2 separate regions of the Homo sapiens genome follow, and region 1 is linked to region 2. A link is a loop called in an ENCODE intact Hi-C map of the cell type or tissue named here. Cell type or tissue: heart left ventricle. All regions are shown on one strand. Links, peaks and the distances in the headings refer to the core of each region. The heading gives the core; the rest is flanking DNA. Region 1 overlaps LOC105374367 (a long non-coding RNA gene). Region 2 holds the start of BLOC1S4 (biogenesis of lysosomal organelles complex 1 subunit 4).

What was found. A loop is a pair of places that touch in the nucleus more often than their neighbours do. Peaks named below come from ENCODE experiments on the same cell type or tissue, not always from the same donor. Only the 100,000 strongest peaks of a DNase experiment are listed, where the experiment ranks them.
Region 1: it touches region 2 in a loop (3-fold over the local background); 73 of 110 quality-filtered maps call a loop at or near these places.

The regions. Positions count from the first base shown.
Region 1 is chr4:6,767,024-6,775,752 of GRCh38, reverse strand. LOC105374367 (a long non-coding RNA gene) reads right to left here. Exons shown (of 2, transcript XR_925101.3): 2 at 8,114-8,305. Among named protein-coding and RNA genes, the nearest start is that of KIAA0232, 11 kb to the left of the region's middle. In heart left ventricle, for the core only: no CTCF peak of the experiment used is centred there; DNase peaks (open chromatin) are centred at 4,364 and 4,464; H3K27ac peaks cover 2,519 bases.
Region 2 is chr4:6,715,864-6,726,283 of GRCh38, reverse strand. BLOC1S4 (biogenesis of lysosomal organelles complex 1 subunit 4) reads right to left here and starts at 10,110. Exons shown (of 1, transcript NM_018366.3): 1 at 8,620-10,110. The coding sequence starts at 10,074. The coding sequence ends at 9,421. RefSeq lists enhancers at 9,069-9,708, 10,191-10,390 and a silencer at 9,861-9,910. In heart left ventricle, for the core only: CTCF peaks have their summits at 5,661, 5,873 (motif pointing left) and 10,094; DNase peaks (open chromatin) are centred at 5,853 and 10,183; H3K4me3 peaks cover 2,400 bases; H3K27ac peaks cover 1,066 bases.

The sequences.
Region 1 (8,729 bases), core at 1-8,000, 52 kb before region 2:
CCTGTGGTGGTGAGTCCTGGGCTGTGCTGTGATGTGTTCGCTGCCATGTCTGTCTTCCCCACAATGATGGGCCCCTGAATTCTCTATCTCTAGCACCTGTGCTCAGTAAAGGCTTGGGAAACCAGGCTCAAAGCCTGGCCCAGATGCCACCTTTTCCAGGGTGCTTCCGGGGGCCACCAACCAGAGTGCAGCCTTCTCCTCCACCAGGAACTCTTGCAGCCCCACCCCTGAGCACCTGCACCCCATTACCCATCTTTGTTTCTCCGTGTGATCTATTTCTGTTTGCTTACTTCTCTATTGCCTTTACTCCCCAACAGGATGTCAGCCTCAGAGCAGGAGCCTAGCCTAGGACAGAGCTTGGTACGTGGTAGGTGCTCAGCCAACATTTGCCAATTGGTGTTTGTCTGTAACTTATCCCTACCCTCCAACTGTGGGCTCTCCAAGGATCCTGGGATGGGGTGAGTACTTATGCCTAGTGGAGCTCTCACAACGTGCCTGGGCATCCCATCTCACCCCACCCTAGACCTTAGAGCTGAAAGGCCCTGGATGCCCTCCCAATCTAACCTTTATATAAGAGTGGAGACCCAAAGCCCAGAGAGGGTGAGTGGTGTGCCAAAGTCACACAGCGGAAGCAGCCTGACACCCATTCTCCTGGCTTCATGCCTACTGATCTCTCATCTCTTTCTGTCTCCTCTTGTCCTCCCTTGGTAAAGTATTTTCTTTCCTGAAGCCACCCACTTCTGCTAAATTTTACCCATCCAATAGACAGAAGGCAAGGGCTTTCATGTCGGGTAGTCACTCAAACTTGGGTCTAAATTCTGCTTTTCATACCTCCCAGAAGAAGGACCTGGGCCAGTTAGTTCATTTTTCTCTTTCTTTCTTTCTTTCTTTCTTTCTTTCTTTCTTTCTTTCTTTCTTTCTTTCTTTCTTTCTCTTTCTTTCTTTCCTTCCTTCCTTCCTTCCTTCCTTCCTTCCTTCTTTCTTTCTTTCTTTTTTGAGATAGAGTTGGATCCCGGCTCACTGCAACCTCCGCTTCCCAGGTTCAAGCCGTTCTCCTGCCTCAGCCTCCCAAGTAGCTCAGATTACAGGCATGTGCCATTAGGCCTGGCTAATTTTTGTATTTTTAGTAGAGACGGGGTTTCACCATGTTGGATAGGCTGGTCTCGAACTCCTGACCTCAAGTAATCCACCCACCTCGGCCTCCCAAAGTGCTGGTATTACAGGCGTGTGCCACTGCGCCCAGCCAAGTTGGTTCATTTCTTTTAAACTGTTAATTGTGAAATACACATAACATAAAATTTACCATCTCAACCATTTCTAAGTGTACAGTTCAGTGTCAAGGACATTAACATCGTTGTGCAACCATCACCACCGTCCATCTCCAGGACCTTCATCTTGCAAAACTGAAACTCTATTCCTGTTAAACATTCACCCCCCATTCCCCTCCCTCCGCCGTCCTTGGCAACCACCATTCTACTTTCTGTTTCTATGAATTTGACTCTTTTAAGGACTTCATATAAGCGGAATCATGCAGTCTTTGTCCTTTTGTGACTGGCTTGTTTCACTTGATATAAGGTCATCAGAGATCATCCATGTTGGAACATGTGTCAGACTTTCTTTCCTTTTCAAAGCTGCATCATATTCCATTGTAGGATAGAGCACATTTTGTTTACACATTCATCCGTCAATGGACACTTCGGTTGCTTCCACCGTTTGGCTTCTAGGCATAATGTTGCTATGGTTCGTTTCTTCTTTTCTTTTCTTTTTTTGGGGGATGGGGGCAGAGTCTTGATCGTCACCCAGGCTGGCATGCAGTAGTGCAATCCCAGCTCACTGCAGCCTGGACCTCCTGAGCTTAGGAGAGCCTCCTGCCTCAGCCTTGGGAGTAGCTGGGACTACAGGCACGCACCACCATGCCCAGCTAATTTTTATATTTTTTATCGACATGGGGTCTCACTGTGTTGCCCAGGCTGGTCTCCAACTCCTGGGCTCAAGCGATCCTCCCACTTCAGCCTCCCAAACTGTTGGGATTGCAGGTGTGAGCCACCACGCCCAGCCTGGTTCTTTTTTTCTTAAGCCTTATTCCTCACTTGCAAAATGGTGTTCCTGTCCTCAGGTGTATACATGATTCACTTTGCCTGTCATCTGCTTAACAAGGGGCCTTATCAGCAGAGTTAAATTACTAGCGTCTGCTGGGTGCCCACTGTCTGCCAGGTGAGCTTCTGCAGACTACCTGTATTTATACATCAATCCCTCACTGCCCTATGAAGTGGGTGCCACTGTTATCCCATGTTATGGAAGCAGAGAGAAATACCAACCTTGCCTCAGGTCACAAAGCCAGGGAGTGGCAGAGCTGGGACAACAAGTCAGGCCACTGGCTCCAAAGCCTGGCCGCCCAACCACATACTCTCCATATGACTGGGCTTCTTGTATCCACAGCACCTAACATGTGCTTGTGAGTTCACGGGGGAGCATTCTCCCAGCCCACATCCCGAGCCTGTGCAGCTGGCTGTCTCTGCTGCTCTCAGTGGGGGAGAGTGGGCCACCCCAGGGGCGAGTTCCGGCTGCACTGGGGAGAAGATGAAGGAAAGCACTAGAAGGCTCTGCAGTTCCTGTCCCGGCTTTTGGAAAACAAACACCACTGCCACCAAAACCTGTTCAGGAATTATGTGAAAATTCCTATTTCACACATCTTTTTTTGAAAAACAAATGCTAGAAAGACACATTCTGTCTAGTTGACATGATCAAGAAGAATATCAAACAGCATTCACAGGGAATCCATTTGATTCACCGCAAAGAAACACCAACATCCATAACTTCATTTATTTCTGCAGTGGAATGGAGGGAAGGCTGGCTGTGATGCCGCGGAGGCCTTGCCTTGGGGAGAAATTGCTGTCAAGTCACCACACCTCCTGTCTGTGGCTCGATTTATAGCATTTCAGGGACTACTGGAATTTCTGCCTTGAAACCATCTGGCCTAATTACTCCTGTGGCTGGCATGGGGCCTGGTATTGTTCTTGATTTTGAGGCGAAGGTGCTGGTGGCTCCTTAAAAGAGCCCTTTCCGGTGCCACCCCAAAACTGCAGCCACCTTCTAGGCAGCTTCAGTGTTGGCTGGGACAATTTCAGCCAGCGCCAGGCTTGGAGAAATCAACAGATTCTTTGCATCCAGGAAACAAATAAACAAAACAAACTTCTTTGCCCCTAGGAGGGTTTGCAGGTCAGGATGACAGCAGAGCGTGTAATTATGATGATTATTTTCTGCACAGGGGAAGGAAACAAAGGGCTAGAACTACCTGGTAACTGACAATAGCTCTTGTTTCTGGAGCACCTACTATGCGCCAGGCACTTATTGACCCTCTAACCTGCTTAGTAATCTCTTGGGCCCCTTACCCCCTTTGTCAGATGAGGAAACTGAGGCTCTGAAAGAGACCGGTGAGTTGCCCAAGGTCACAGATCAAGTAAGCAGCAGAGGCAGGATTTGAACCCAGCTCTCGCCTGTTTAGAGAATGACCTGCCAAGATTTTTGGAGGGGCTGAGCCAAGGATCTGGTGCTGGGGCCTGTGACGGGGAGCCCAGGGACCAGAATTAAGGTTGGGGGTGTCTTAGTTGGAGTCCCTAGAAGCCTTTGGACGAGGATTCAGTGCAGTTTATTACAGAGACAGGGTCTGCAGAATATGACCCCCCAAAGAAGTGTACCTCCTAATCCCTGGAACCAGCGACTATGTTACCTTACCTGGCAAAAGGGACTTTGCTGATGGGATTAAGGCTATGGATCTTGAGAAGGAGAGATCGTGACCCCCTGCTTTATAACCTCCCTTGGCTCCCCATCGTCCCCACAGTCCCAGGCTCCCTGCTTTCCTAGCGCAACCCTCCATCCTGTCCCTATAGACACCCCAGCCTCCAGATGTACCCAGGTACTTACACTTCTCTCAATGGGACATGCTTGTCACACCTCTCTGCCTTTGCAAATGCTGGTCCCACTGCCTGGAAAGCCCCCCGCCACTCTGCTTAACAACTGTTTTCTCCAGTGTGTCCTCTTTCTGGAAGCTTACCTTGTGTTCCCCCAGGTGGGTGAGGGGGTCTCTCTTGCAATGCTCCACTGCTAGCCCTTTCGGGCCCCCACCCCAAGGTGCCGCACTGGACAAATATGTTCTACCCACCAAGCTATGGGCTCCTCTGGGGAGCAGCTTTGCCTGCCACAACTTCGCTTCCCGGGCACCCAGCCCAGGGCCTGGCACACAGGACGGCTCAGGGAAGGACTCTCCTCTGCAGAGCAGGAGTCATGGGAAAGGCACGCATTGCTGCCCACGGCCCAGCCACTGCCCTCTCAGACCTGGCTATTTTTATTTCTTTTCCCTGCAGAGCTCAGGCCTGTGGGGCAGGTTCTCAGACCAAGCAAGTGAGACCTGCCAGATGGACTGAAGACATCTGCTGATGCTGCCCCAGCCACAGGCCAGCAGGAGTGGCCGTAGGGGCTCCTCCTCTAGGGCACAGCCCCAGACCTCAGCCAGGGAGCTTGCTACAGGCTCAGAGCCACCAGGCACCGCAGGCGCTGATGCATCCCAATGCTCAGGTCCAGCTTTGCCATGTTCTTGCTGTATGCCCAGAAGTAAATCACGTCACCTTCTTGTCTCCTTGTCTTGGCACATAGTAGGTGCTTGTAGGTGGCACTTTCTATGCTGGACCCTCTATCCTCATCAGCTTCATAATTCTCAGCTTCAGTGACTGTGCCTGCAGTAAATGAGCAGCTGCTCGGCACTGTGCTAGGTTCCCCACTTTATGAATGAGGCAATTGAGGCTCAGAGAGGCTAAGTAACTTGGCTAAGGTCACACAGCTGGCTGGTGGCAGAGCCAGGAGTTAACCCTGGGTCTTTGGACCCCACAGCCCAAGTTCACAGCCAATCGGCTTCATGACTATGGCCCCTGTGATGATCCAACCCCAAGGAAGCTGCAGCCTTGCTCCAATCCCTCCAACGATACAGCATGACAGGTGCACAGAGCTGTCTCCGTGAGGTCCCCTTATTTTGTGGACAAGCCATAGGGAGGAATGTGGCTACTCACATGAGAGGGCCCCTGCCTTCCTCCTGGAGCCACCTGGAGTCACCACACCAGGCAGCTCATCCCTGCTTGGTGACCCAATGTACAGAAAGAGCAGAGCCTTGTCCTAAGTCACACAGCATGGGAGTGACACAGCCAGAACTGGAACACAGGCCAGCCCTGTCCTGCCCTGCCATACAAGAAAGGTGGCCTGCCTGCACCTTGTCAGAAGACCCGAAAGCATTGCTGAAATTCCAGTTCCTAAATCTATGGCTTGTGCATCTCTATGGTTCCATCCCCACCACTGCAACCCCAAGGATCCTAGGACAAGGTGTGGAACAAGGATGGACAAATACATGAAAGAATTCTTCAACTCCTCTGACATTGCGTTATTACTGATTTGAATCTGGACTCATAAAGTAAGGACGTTCAGTATGTCTAAATTCTGTGACACCTTGAGGTCCCTCTTGAATGGGAGGCTCCGCAGTGAGAGTCAGGAGACTTCTTTGAATTCGAGTTGTCACACGTACCAGCTGTGGGACACCTGAGAAGTTGCTTAACCCCTCTGAGCCTGTTACCTCATCTGTAAGCTGATTCTACCCTGGAGGAGGATGAAAGTGTGATAAAACCGAGGTAATAAAACCTACCATACAGGTCATAGGGCGAATGAAATCAGAGGTAAAAGCACCTGCAGATAAGGACAAAATCACAGCAGCCCTAAAATGCACCAGGCCCTGTTTCTGTATAGATATTGTGCGGGCTTGTCCTGGAGCCAGACTGTCTGGGTTCAAGGCCTGGCTCAATTGATCACTAGCTGTGTGACCTAAGGCACATCAGTTTGAGCTCTCTGGTCCTCAGTTTCCTTATCTGTAAAATGGAGGTGATAATATGAACTACCTCACGGGGTTGTGATGAGAATTACAACCTAGAAGCTTTACATGGAGCTTCTCCATGTAAAATGATTAGTACGGTGCAGGACCGGTCAGCTGTCAACAACATCAATAACACTAAGGAACAGACCCAGAGAGAAACAGCTTGGCCACAGTCACCCTGCTAAACTCCAGGATCCGTCCACCATCACACACAAGCCCACCAGCTGCACTTAGAAACCACCCACCCTCGGGGAGTGAGCCAGGCTGAGCAGTGGGCCCCTGAGACAGCTGGGGTGTTGGGGTGCTCCATCCTTGGGCCAAGCCAGGCCTGGGGACTCTGTTATCAGCACCACATTTAGTGCCTCGAAATGGGTGTGCCCCTATTGGTCCATACTGGGTGCAGCTGCTTTTGCCCATGCTGGGTAGTAAGCAGAGGGAGACCTGGGAAGAGAGTGGGGGTGGGGAGAGGAAGGGGAGCACACAGAGGCAGCAGCTGCTCAGAAGGGGCATCCCCACAACCGCAGCTGCACCCAGGTATGGGCCCCATCCTGTTAGAGGTTCAAACTCCGAGAGGGCCCCCGATACCCTGCTCTGGATGGCCGAATCCCTTGACTAGAATCACGGAGACCCAATGGCAATTCTAGATGCCAGGGTGTTGGTTAACAAAGCCCTTCCTCCCAGAAAATTCTCTTCCCAGCAAGAATGGGCAGCAAATTAGTGATTCTCCAGGCATTTGTGTGTGGGCTGGGAACACCTCTTCCTAGTGTCGGGCTTGTAGTGGGGGCCTGCTGGCCGTCACTTGCTACTGGTGCTCATCATGACAAGAGAGATTTCCTGGGAAGCTAAAGCATCACTGGAGCTTTGCATGATGAGTAGGCCTGTCCCATTTATTTGGCATGGCTTCGGCATCCAGCAGGCATGGGGTTCTGGGTGACCCTCCCTGATGCTTTGGGGTTCAGGGGTTCATGCACAGCTCACTTCTAAAGCTGTGACAGCTGAGGTGATCCTTGCACCGAGGAGCAGGCAGGCCATGGGGGATGGAGGGGGCAGGTCAGGCACTCAGCAGGTGCCATGGGAGTCAGAGCTAAATTCAAGTGCTGACTCCACTGTGTGACTTTGGGCAAGACACTTACTCTCCCCGAGCCTCCTTCCTCTTTTGGAAAACGGCATGACTCATGGCCCTGGAAAGGTTCATCAGAGTCTGCGACCAGCTTAACAGAGGACTGAACATTTTCCTCCCATCCCAGAGGCAAGGGGCCCTTTCCCACCCAGCTCTGGGAACCAGGTCCACTGGATCACTGAGGATGGAAGCCCAGGAGCTTGGGAGGGGCCTCCTGGATGGCAGGCTGAGCACCAGGACAATGTCTGGAGCATGTGAGCTGAGAGTGAACTTGGGGCATGTAGCCTGAGCCTACGGTCCTGCCCCAGCCAGCTCCTTCTCCCTCAGCAGGGGATCTTGTAGAAGGAAGGCTGGGTCTCTCCAAGGGCAGGGGGCATGAGGATAGGGAGACCGACAAGCTCAGGGTCATAAAAGGAGAAGCCGGAAGCCTCTGATGGGCCCAGAATCATCTCAGAGACGAGGCCGGGGCGGAAACGGTGTCCTTAAAACCCTGAACTTTGGACTGTGCCCACAATTGTTCCTTGTTAGCTGTGCCTGTGTCCCTTTATAACGAACAGGGTGGGTGTCCTCAGGGTGGGGGGAGGGGAGCTGGTGCAGTAATGGGGGCAGGGACTCCCAGTGGAGGACAGAGTGGCGGCTGGCTAAGGACGAAAGGAAGGGGCCCCGCCCAGGCCCGTGGGAGGCAAAGGGAGGTCGGAATGCCAGCTGAGCCCTGAGAAGTTCTCCACAGCTTAACAGTTGCCAGTGACCTGCTGGTCCCCCGGGGCTGCTCACGAGCTGCCTGCTCTGGTGCCATGAGGCTGAGCCCATCCAGACCTCTCAGGGCAGGTGTTCCCAGCAGTGGGACAACTCATCATGACTGACCGGATGAGTTGTCCCACCAGACTCATGAGTGAGGAGGGAATAGGGGTGCGCCCGCCGTGCATTGGCCATCTCCCTGGCCCGGGCGGGCGGCAGGGGGACAGGCCACCCCCAAACACTCATTCCAAAGACGGTGGACTTAGCTCTGGGGAGAATTACTCCAGCAGGGACCTCAAAGAGAGAGGGAAAGAATCCTCACCTAAAAGGAATGTGCCGGTTGATTTTATGTATCAACTTGGCCAGGCTCCAGTCACATTTATTCAATCAAACGCTAACCCAGGTGTTGCTGTGACGGTGTTTTGTAGCTGTGGTTGACATCTACCATCAGTTGACTTTAAGAGAAGGGATTCCCCTTGGTGTGGGTGAGCCTCGGCCGGGCAGTTGAAGGCCTTCAGAGCAAAACTGAGGTTTCTCTGAAAAAGAAAAGAATTCTGCCAATCATGCAGCATCAGCCTCTGCCCTGGAGTTTCCAGCTTGTAGGCCCCCCACCTGCAGATTTCAGACTTGCCGAGTCAGACCTCACAATTGTGTGAGCCAATTCTTTGAAATTAGTCTGTTTTCAGGCCGGGCGCGGTGGCTCACGCCTGTAATCCCAGCACTTTGGAAGGCCGAGGCGGGCGGATCACAAGGTCAGGAGATCGAGACCATCCTGGCTAACACGGTGAAACCCCCTCTCCACTAAAAATACAAAAAATTAGCCGGGCTTGGTGGTGGGCGCCTGTGGTCCCAGCTACTTGGGAGGCTGAGGCAGAAGAATGGCATGAACCCGGGAGGCGGAGCTTGCAGTGAGCCGAGATGGCGCCACTGCACTCAAGCCTGGGCGACAGAGCAAGACTC
Region 2 (10,420 bases), core at 2,421-10,420:
TGGCGTGTGTGTACATGATGTGTGTTGTGTGTGCATGTGTGATATGTGGTGTAATGTGTGTGATACACATGCATGCATGCATGTGTACGTGTTGTGTCTGCATGCGTGTGTGGTATGATTGTGTGTGATGTGTGTGCATGCGTGTGTGGTATGATTATGTGTGATGTGTGTGCATGCGTGTGTGGTATGATTGTGTGTGATGTGTGTGCATGTGTGTGCATGTGTGTGTAGTATGATTGTGTGTGATGTGTGTGCATGTGTGTGTGGTATGACTGTGTGTGATGTGTGTGCATGTGTGTGTGGTATGACTGTGTGTGATGTGTGTGCATGCGTGTGTGGTATGATTGTGTGTGATGTGTGTGCATGTGTGTGTGGTATGATTGTGTGTGATGTGTGTGCATGCGTGTGTGGTATGATTGTGTGTTGTGTGCATGCGTGTGTGGTATGATTGTGTGTGATGTGTGTGCATGTGTGTGTCGTATGATTGTGTGTGATGTGTGTGATGTGTGTGCACGCATGTGTGGTATGATTGTGTGTGATGTGTGTGACGTGTGTGCATGTGTGTGGTATGATTGCGTGTGATGTGTGTGCATGTGTGTGGTATGATTGCGTGTGATGTGTGTGCATGTGTGTGGTATGATTGTGTGTGATGTGTGTGCATGCGTGTGTGTATGATTGTGTGTGGTGTGTGTGCATGCGTGTGTGATGTGCGTGATGTGTGTGCGTGTGTGTGTGGTATGATTGTGTGTGATGTGTGTGCATGCATGTGTGATGTGTGTGATGTGCGTGCGTGCGTGTGTGTGCACATGCTGCCTAGTTGTTCCAAGGCACATCCAAAAATTCGACCTGGCCAGGACAGCAGGGGTAGGCCACCAGGCTCACTCACAGCAGCTGGTGGAGAAGCAGTCCCGGGGCCCTGCCTGCCAGTGCCCTGAGCTGGGTGCCTGCTCTTCCGACCACTGTTTCCTTCACGTGTCGGGGCCTCCTGGAGTTTGGTCCATCCCTGGCAGGCTGGTGGGCAGGATGTGGAGCCGAGCCCCGGATTCGGGGGGCCCTGGTCTTCCCAGCCCCTCAAAGGTGGACCCAGTGATGACAGAGCGGCAATGCCCCCGTCCACTGTCCCCAGCCTGTCCTCCCCTTTGTCTTCCTCTAACTGAACACCTTCCTGGTGACACACTGCAAGCCAAGGCCCCAGGAGCAGCCTCTCCCTGCCACCCCGCTCCCACGTGTTCCTTGGCACGTGGTGCTCTGACAGTGCCCCCAGGCACCTGGGCAGGTCCCCACCCCCCTGTCTGTGCAGGCTTTCCTTTCCTGGGGCTCCCTCCCTCGCCTGATGCACCTGGCAGCTTCCTTTGCCCGCTCTGCCAGGGCTCTGCCAAGGCCGAGGCCCAAGGCCGTCTTCGCTGACTCCTCATTGTTGCCCATGCTGTATCCTCTGAGCAGTCCAGCCCCACACGTGTCCCTCTGGCCCTGCTGGTGCTGGCTCGGTGGCCAGTGCTAACTCGGCTGGCCTACCCTCGAGCTGCTCCCTGCTAGGGCAGAGTGGCCACGGTGGGTGTTCCCGTTACTGTGGCTGCAGAGCACATTCATTCAGCTCACAAAGTCTGTGGGTCAGGAATTTGGGCAGGACACAGAGGGAACGGCTTGTCTCTGTGTCATGACGTTTGGGGCCTCCACTGAATGACTCAGAGGCTAGGGCTCGAACATGGAGGCTGGGTCGCTGCCACGCTGGCTGTCTGGGGGGCCTTGGGTCCTCCCACATGGCTCTCTGCACTGTCTTGTCGTGTGGGCTGGCCTGGGCTTCCTTGCAGCGTGGTGCCTGGCTTCTTTCAGAATGAGTGTCCTGAAGGATAGAGGAAGATGGTCAGGAGACCCACGGGGTGGGCCGAGTGTCCAAGTCACGCTGTGCAGAGGACATAGGGATTTGTCGCTCAAGGGCATGTGATCTGCCTATCCCCAGAGCCTGATGCCAGGCTGGCCCCAGCAGGTACTCGGGAGACTTGTGGTGGTCTGTTGAGCTCATGTAGTCCCCATCACAGTCTCCAGATGAGGAAACCGAGGCCCAAAGAGTTGCAATCATTCACTCAAGGGCCTCAGCTCTGGGGACCCTCCCAACTGCACCACGCTGGCCCCCAGTGCCCAGAGACGAGAAGTCCAGGGACCCAAGGCCTGGGTGTCAGTGTTGACATCAGGCAGAGCTGGCCAGGCCCCTCTTGGGGTATGTGGAGAAATGCTTGAACTTTGGCAGGTTCCAAGCACAGAGCAGGGTCAATGCATACTTGTGATGAGCGTGTGTCCTTACAGTCATGCTCTGTCACCCGGTGACTCCCTCGTCCCCCACCAACTTCAGTCAGGGACAGCCTTAGGGATCTGTGGCAGTGTGGTACAGACTGCGGTGCAGACTGGGCCTGTTGCCTGCGGGCAGATCTCAGGATAAACAGGCGGCCACTGAGTGTAACTCCACTCTGATGAGTTACTCCCAGTGAAGTCCCCAGTGGCTCCTGTGGTCCCCAGGGTAAAGGTCACAGTCTTTAAAGGTGTAGTCTTTGAAGATCCCACCTGCTCCCTGTCCTCCTTGCCAGCCTCAAGTTGTCAAAGCCTCAGAGGTTCCCACACCCTGAAGTCAACCATCAGCAGAACAAGATGCCCACGCTCTGCAGGCTGCAGGGGTCGAGGCCAGCAACCTGGCTGCAGAGCCCAACTCCTTCGCACCTGGTCTTGGGCCCCAGGTGCTCTCCAGGGCTCTTGGGGTGAAGCCTAAATGCCTTGCTTGGCCTGAACTGGTCCCTCTCTACAAAGCAGCGCCTCTCACTCCCTCCTCATGGCCTGGGAATAACGGGAGAGGGGGAGATGAGTTAGGATGGAGGCTTTGACCGGGATGTAGATAAGCGTGGCTACCCCTGGGCGCCGCTGAGCTGCTCACCAGGCTCTCCTTGTGTGAGGCCAGGAGCCCACTGGGAAGTAACTTGTCGCAGTGGAAGAGAAAGTCATGTGGGTCAAGTGTGGTCACAGGCCAGCAAGCCTGGCTGGAGGGGAAGGGAGACTTGGGCAAGTGGAACATCAGCTTCAGTCGCTCATCAGACCTCTGGCCAGGGCCCCATTGGCGTCAGCCGCTCATCGGACCCCCGGCCGGGGCTCACGGCTCTGCCAGAGCACTGCACTGGGAAGGGGCTGGAGGGTCCAGCCGTACTCACTGGTCGCAACGGCCAAGAGGGGGAAGCAACCCAGGTCCACTGACAGAGTGGCTAAGCCAAGGGGGGCACGCACAGCATGGAGTAGTATTCAGCCCTAAAAAGGAAGGAGATTCTGACACAGGCTACAATGTGGATGAACCCTGAGGACACTATGCTCAGTGGTAGAAGCCAATCACAAAACGATGAATACTGCAGGGTTCCACTTCTGTGAGGTCCCTAGAGTCGTCAAATTCATAGAGACACAAAGTAGAATGGGGGTGCCAGGGGCTGGGGCATGGGGAATAGAGAGCTAGTGTGTGATGGGGACAGAGCCTCACTTGGGGGAGAAGAGAAGGTTCTGAAGATGGATGGGTGGTGATGGTTGTGCATTAATATGTATGTACTTAATGCAAGTAAATTGTACTCTCAAAGTGGATAAAATGGTAATTTATGTTACGTGTATTTTACAATTTTAGAAAAAAGATAATAAAAACTGGCTAAACTGCAAAAAGTCAGTAAGAAAATAAGAACAATTACATTTCCAACTTAAACGTCTTTCTGAACTGTTTTATTTTTTGAGGTAGATACTATTTATTATTTCTCATTCTACAGGTGAGAAATCTGAGCCTTGGAGATGAGAGATAACTCACCTAATGTTATATAGATAGGCAGTGGCAGGACAAAACTTTGGGCCATGTCTGACCACGACGCTATATAATTTGTCTTCTGTTCTAGAGCATTCTTGTGTATGTCAACCCATTCCTAAATCCCGCAGTACATACAACATATCAAGTTTGTTTTTTCTCCCTCCCTCTCATTGGCATTTACCATCTTTCTTGAATTTTGGATCGAATGTCTGAACAAGTTTGTAAAGCAGTAGTGCTGGCAGTTGAAAACTGAAAATCAGCATGTTCCAAACCACTCCTAATTCTCACATCACTAGCAAACACACATACACAGACACACTCACACACACACACCCCTTCCATCTTGCTGGCTCTTATTTCAATTAATAGTGTAACAGGAAACAATCTTCTATTAAGAAAGTCTACCAGAAAGTGTTTTCAAGTCTAGGAATTGCGACAGATATTTAGGGAGTCTGGTGTGTTTGTGTGTGTGTGTGTGTGTGTGTGTGTGCGTGTGTGTTTGAGATGAAGTTTCGCTCTTGTCACCCAGGTTGGAGTGCAGTGGCGCAATGTCAGCTCATTGCAACCTCTGCCTCCTAGGTTCGAGCAATTCTCCTGCCTCAGCCTCCCAAGTAGCTGAGACTACAGGTGTGGGCCACCACACCCAGCTAATTTTTGTATTTTTAGTAGAGACAGGGTTTCATCATGTTGGCCAGGCTGGTCTCGAGCTCCTGACCTCAGGTGATCTGGCCACCTTGGCCTCCCAAAGTGCTGGGATTACAGGCGTGAGCCACTGAGCCCAGCCAACTCTGGTGTTTTTTGTTTTTGCATTTTTTTTTTAACATGAGAAAACACTGAAATGGGTTTTCTGGGTTTTCCAGTACAAGTCTCAGATTGAGACAAAAAAAAAAGAGTAAAATTATTCTGCACACCTAAAGTAATAGGTTGTCTTCTTTAGGTGAGTGAGAGAGAGAGAGAGAGAGAGCGAGAGAGCTGCTTGAAGGCACTAGCAGGCTGCCAGCATCTGAAGAGCTCCTGGACCAGGGTCTCAGGAATGACACAGGCCTGGGGTGGCCTGATGTTTGGGGCTGTTTCCACCTCAGAGACATTTGGTGATTCGGGCGGACACTGGGGCCCTGGGCGATGTTTTTGACGGAGTTGGTGGGGGGTGTGCGCTGGTAAATGTCTCCCTTTGCTTGGGACCCCAGAGGCCTTGGATCCCAGCAGCCAGGGTGAACTGGGAAGAAAAGGAGCACAGGGCAGGTGTGACTCGGGAACAGCACTCAGATGCCGGAGTTGATCCATGAAGGTTCAGCGGACTGAGTGCGCCTACTATGAAACAAATGCTTGTCAGGTCAGACAAGGAGAGTCAAGTCCGATGATATCTTGTTTATGAGCCGCATCTAGAGCGTAAGGATGGAGCAGGGAGGAAGGGGGAAGGTTGGAGGAAGACGCATCCACAGGCCCTGGCCAAGGGAGGCGGGAGCTGGGCTGACGGGGGAGCAGCCTGTGGGCCCTGAAACCCTCCCTGCTCTCCTTGCCAGCACCTGCTCATCCTCAATGTCCCTGTCATTCCCTCAGTGGGTACGTTTTCAGTGCCTTCTCTGTGCTAGGTGCCTGGTACCAGGTGTCACGGATTCAGAGTGGACAAAATGGAAAAACACCACAATCTTCCTCCTCGTTGGGGAGACAGACAAACTGTACATAAATAAATGATCGTGCTCCTTTCGGGGAGAGATAAGAGCCAGGTGGACATAAACAGGCCTTGTCTTCTGCCCCCACCAGACAGGGCACGTCCAAATTAGCACCCTGTCTGCCTCCCTCACCTAATTTCCTCCCCTCCTACCCCCATGCAAATATAGCCACTGTGCCTTGGGCTGCAGCTGCCGTCCCCACTCTGTCTGCACACTGGGAGCCCCTCGAGCATGGACAGGATCTTGGGGCTCTGAATTTCCAGTGCCCAGTGACCGTGGCAGGATATAAGGCTTTAGTTTCCCGAGGACAGGGGCTGGACCAGCTGTTTTCAGGCCTTTCCCGCTCCTGCAGCGCCCCCTGGTGTGGGGGGACCAGTCTCTGCAGCCACCGCGGACCCCACACCCCACAGCCAGAGGGTCCTCGCATCCTTCCTGATGACCAAGTTCCCTCCCACGGGCTCACACCCGACCGCTGGAACCCTTGCTTCCCTTGGACCATGAACAGTATAGAGGAGACGCTCTCATTCTCCATTAGTGGGTCAAATGGTTTCAGTCACTTTGGGAAATGGTGGTTTGTGGTTTTTTTAATTAAATTAATTTTTTTTTTTTTGAGACAGGGTTTTGCTCTGTTACCCAGGTTGGAGGACAGTAGCGTGATCACAGCTCACTGCAGCCTTGAACTCCTGGGCTCAAGTGATCCTCCTGCCTCAGCCTCCTGAGTAGCTGGGACTACAAGGCACGAGCCACCGTGCCTGGCTAATTTTTGTATTTTTAGTAGAGCCGGGGTCTCACTATGTTGCCCAGGCTGGCCTCGAACTTCTGGCCTCCAGTGATCCTCTGGCCTAGGCCTCCCAAAGCCCTGGGAATACAGGCATGAGCCACTGTGCCTGAATCTGGATAACTTCTCAGCACATAAAAGGAGTCTTCTTAGAAGGATAGTTTTGTAAGTTCTGTATCAACATCCCAGGGCACGATTAGGAACAAAGCCCCATTGGAGCCCACGGGAATGTCTGTGTGGTGTTTGACTGAACCTTAGGTTGGACTCAACTGGATTGGGCGTCTGACTTTCTCACCCACTGGCCTGCCCAGCTCTTGGGAAAGAATCACATCTTGTTTTTCTTTGTGTCCTAGTCTTCCCATGGTGCTTGATTTCTGAGCCAGCCCTTAGTCTGACTGAATTCTCCTGTCTGCCTTTCTGTCTCGCATTCCTTATGGAGTGCCTACATTTTGTGTAGTCGTTCATTCACTCAGTCACTCTGACAATCGCTTATTGCACAGATATGTGAGTGTACCAGGGATGTGCTACCTGCTTGCTGAGCATGCAGCCAAGTGGATGCAGCTAACATCCACTTGTTACTCCAGGTGAGTAAGGCAGACAGTCATCAGATAATGACACAAACACATTTCACAAACTGTAACAAGCGCTATGAAGGGGACAGTTCATATGTCCCCTTTCCATATCCTCATATGAAAGATGCTATGGGGCATCTTTCGAGGTCAAGGGAAGGCTGCAGGGGAGTGAGCAAGGGGGCAGGAGCCACCTCAAGCCAGAGAACAGAAATTGGGCTTTATTCTAATATGAAGAGAAGCTAATGAGAGCTTTAGGCAAAGCCCAATATGTCTGATTTATGTTGTTTAAAGACCCCTTTGGCTGATGTGTTACATGCGGGAGTGGCTTGGAGCGGGGAAGGGGAAGCAGGAGACCACTTAAGAGGCTGTTGAGTGGCCCAGGAGAGATGCCAGTGGCTTGGATGGGTTGGGTAGCAGTGGGGATGGACAGAGCACTGGGAATATGCATTGTGGGAGTGCCAAGGTGGATAGGTGGATATTAGTTCTTTTTTCTTTTTTTTCAGACAGAGTCTTGCTCTGTCGCCCCGGCTGGAGTGCAGTGGCGTCATCTCCGCTCCGACTCCCGGGTTCACACCATTTTCCCGCCACAGCCTCCTGAGTAGCTGGGACCACAGGCGCCCACCACCATGCCTGGCTAATTTTTTTTTTTTTTTTTTGTATTTTTAGTAGACAGGGTTTCACCATGTTAGCCAGGATGGTCTCGATCTCCTGACCTTGTGATCCGCCTGCCTCAGCCTCTCAAAGTGCTTGTGAACTACCGCGCCCGGCCCCTAATTACTGCTTTTGAATGTTAACTTTAAGTGAAAAATCTTTTAGCAATGTTTTGTTATGTAAGGATATTTTCATATTCAGTGACTATGTCATCGAAACACATGAATTACTTATAGGGGTACCAGCAGTTGCTGAATATTAAATGTAGGTTACTTGTTCTTTCAGCTTCTACATTCAGAGTTCCTTAATTTGTCGTCAATGAACCACCTGAATAAAAAACGTAAATATGTGACAATGAAGGTCCACGAAAGCTAGGTGCAAGATTACATGATCAGATTCTTCACAACACACAGCTAAATGAAAATACAGCTACTCTATGAACCTCAAAGATCTTTGATGACACTGCAAATGACACAAAAGCAACCTAAGCTGTATGCTTTTTTAGCATCTACTATTTAGGAGGGCCACCTTATAAAATAGATTTGAATCTCAATAAAAGTCTACTGTATCCGCAGGAAAATCCTAATACCATTCACTCACACAAATAATTTAACTATCCATTTCGAGAGGAAAGAAATATACCATGCTCTGGACGGGCGCGGTGGCTCACGCCTGTAATCTCAGCACTTTGGGAGGCCGAGGCAGGTGGATCACGAGGTCAGGGGATCGAGACCATCCTGGCTAACACAGTGAAAACCCGTCTCTACTAAAAAAAAATACAAAATACAAAAAAAATTAGCCGGGCATGGTGGCAGGCGCCTGTAGTCCCAGCTACTCAGGAGGCTGAGGCAGGAGAATGGCGTGAACGCGGGAGGCGGAGCTTGCAGTGGGCCGAGATTGCGCCACTGCACTCCAGCCTGGGCGACAGAGCATGACTCCGTCTCAAAAAAAAAAAAAAAAAAAAAAAAGAAAAGAAATATACCATGCTCTGAAATAGAAGCTACAGCTTTTCACATTAGCTCTCTAAAGGAGGTATACTCAAGCCCCTTTTCTTTATCCCACTACTAAAAAAGCACATGAGCAGTACGTCTATTTCAAACACACACAAGGAAATACGTAAAGCTCTTTTCAGAAGGAAATCATTTCCAATAAAACTCAAAATTTCTATTAACATTTAAATTATAAACCAAACATTGGCAACCCACATATATATATACACACACACACACATATGTTTGCTATGGACAAATGAAGACTGTGAGGTCATACTTTCAAATACAACTTTGGAATTAGTCACAAAAAATCAACATATATTCTCAGAAATTGTACCATTTCCTTTGGTCTACAATCCACGCTATAGGAGGTTTAATATAATATTAAATAATGTACCATTTACCCTAAAAGTAGGTTCTAGAAAACTGACTATTAGGATTGAATAACAAGGCTTTAATGGCTCAATTTTCTTATGATTATACAAACATATAAATCTTGAAAAGGTAACGCCATTTAGTAAAATCCATAAAAATAACAGTTTTGCCACAGTGCAGAGAAAAGTTCATTCAGTTTGATTCCCCATGCCCTCGACAAGCAGCTTTCTGATTAGAGCTGGAAGACACAGGCTGGGTGCAGTGGCGACCCCGTAGTCCCAGCTACTGGGGAGGCTGAGGTGGAAGGATCACTTGAGCCCAGGAGTTTCCGAACAGTCTGGGCAACATACCAAGACCCTGTCTCTTTTTTTAAACTTGGAAGACATAAAGTCTATACATTCTACACTGAATCATGAATATACTACGGAGAGTTTGTAGAAAGTAAACTTTAAAATCCCACACTCCAACATCATATATGTCCATAAGCAGGATTTGCAATTCACTTCATACTGGAGGTAAGCACCCCAGCTGGGGTCCTCTTGCCGCAGTGGTCAGGCCGTCAGAGCTGAGGCCTTTCACTGCAACAAGGGAAGTAGTCTTCGGTCCGAAACAGGACGGGGGCTTCGTAGCCGGCTTGCTGTGGCCTCGAGGGAGCAGACTTGCTAAAGAGCGAGGGCACGTTCATCGTGTGCAGGAGCTTCTTGAACGCCCTGGGGAAGGTGCCCAGCTCGGCCTCGGCCTTGGTGACCTGCTCCTCCATCCTGGCCACGCGGCCCCCCACCATCCTCACGAAGGCCTCCAGCCGGTCGATCCTGCTGTAGATGCGCCGCATCTCGGCGGCCTTCGCGTGGATGCGCGGCACGCCCTCGCTGACGACGTGGGACGAGTCGCCGCGAAGCATGTCCAGCATGCCCACGAACTCGTCCACTCTGGTAAGCAGGTCCTCTAGGCTCGCGTCCAGGGCCTCGACCTCGGGCCGCGCCCCGGCCCCGGGCAGCAGGCAGGCGGCGTAGCCCGCAGCGGCGCGGCGAAGCAGCGGCAGGTCGCGGCCCGGCGCGCCGTCCTCCGCGCCCTCGTCCTCCCACGGCCCCGAGGCGCTGCTGTGGCTCTGGGAAACAGTGCCACTGTCCCCGCTCCAGGCGGCGCCCTGCGGCTCGGCCTCTTCCGCGAGCCCCTCCGGCAGCGCTCCGCCATCCGAAAAGCTACCCTCCATGGCCCGCGACCACCCGACTGCGCAGCGCTCGCTTCCGGCCTCCGCGCGCTCACGCTCACGCACCCGCACACGCACGCACGCGCGCTCACGCCTTTGCTTCCGGCGGCCTGCGAGGGCGTCTGTTCACGCGCATCCACCTTTGTTTCCGGCCTCCCAGCGCGCTCACGCTCACGCATGCGCGCTCACGCTCACGCATGCGCGCTGCTGTTTTCTCACGCCCGAACTCACATTCAACCTTTTTTTTCTTTTTTAAGCGAAGGTATAGCAGGAATACAATACAGTGCATACATTTTAAGTGTGCACATTGATGACTTTGTACACATCCATACAACCATGCATCTTCTAT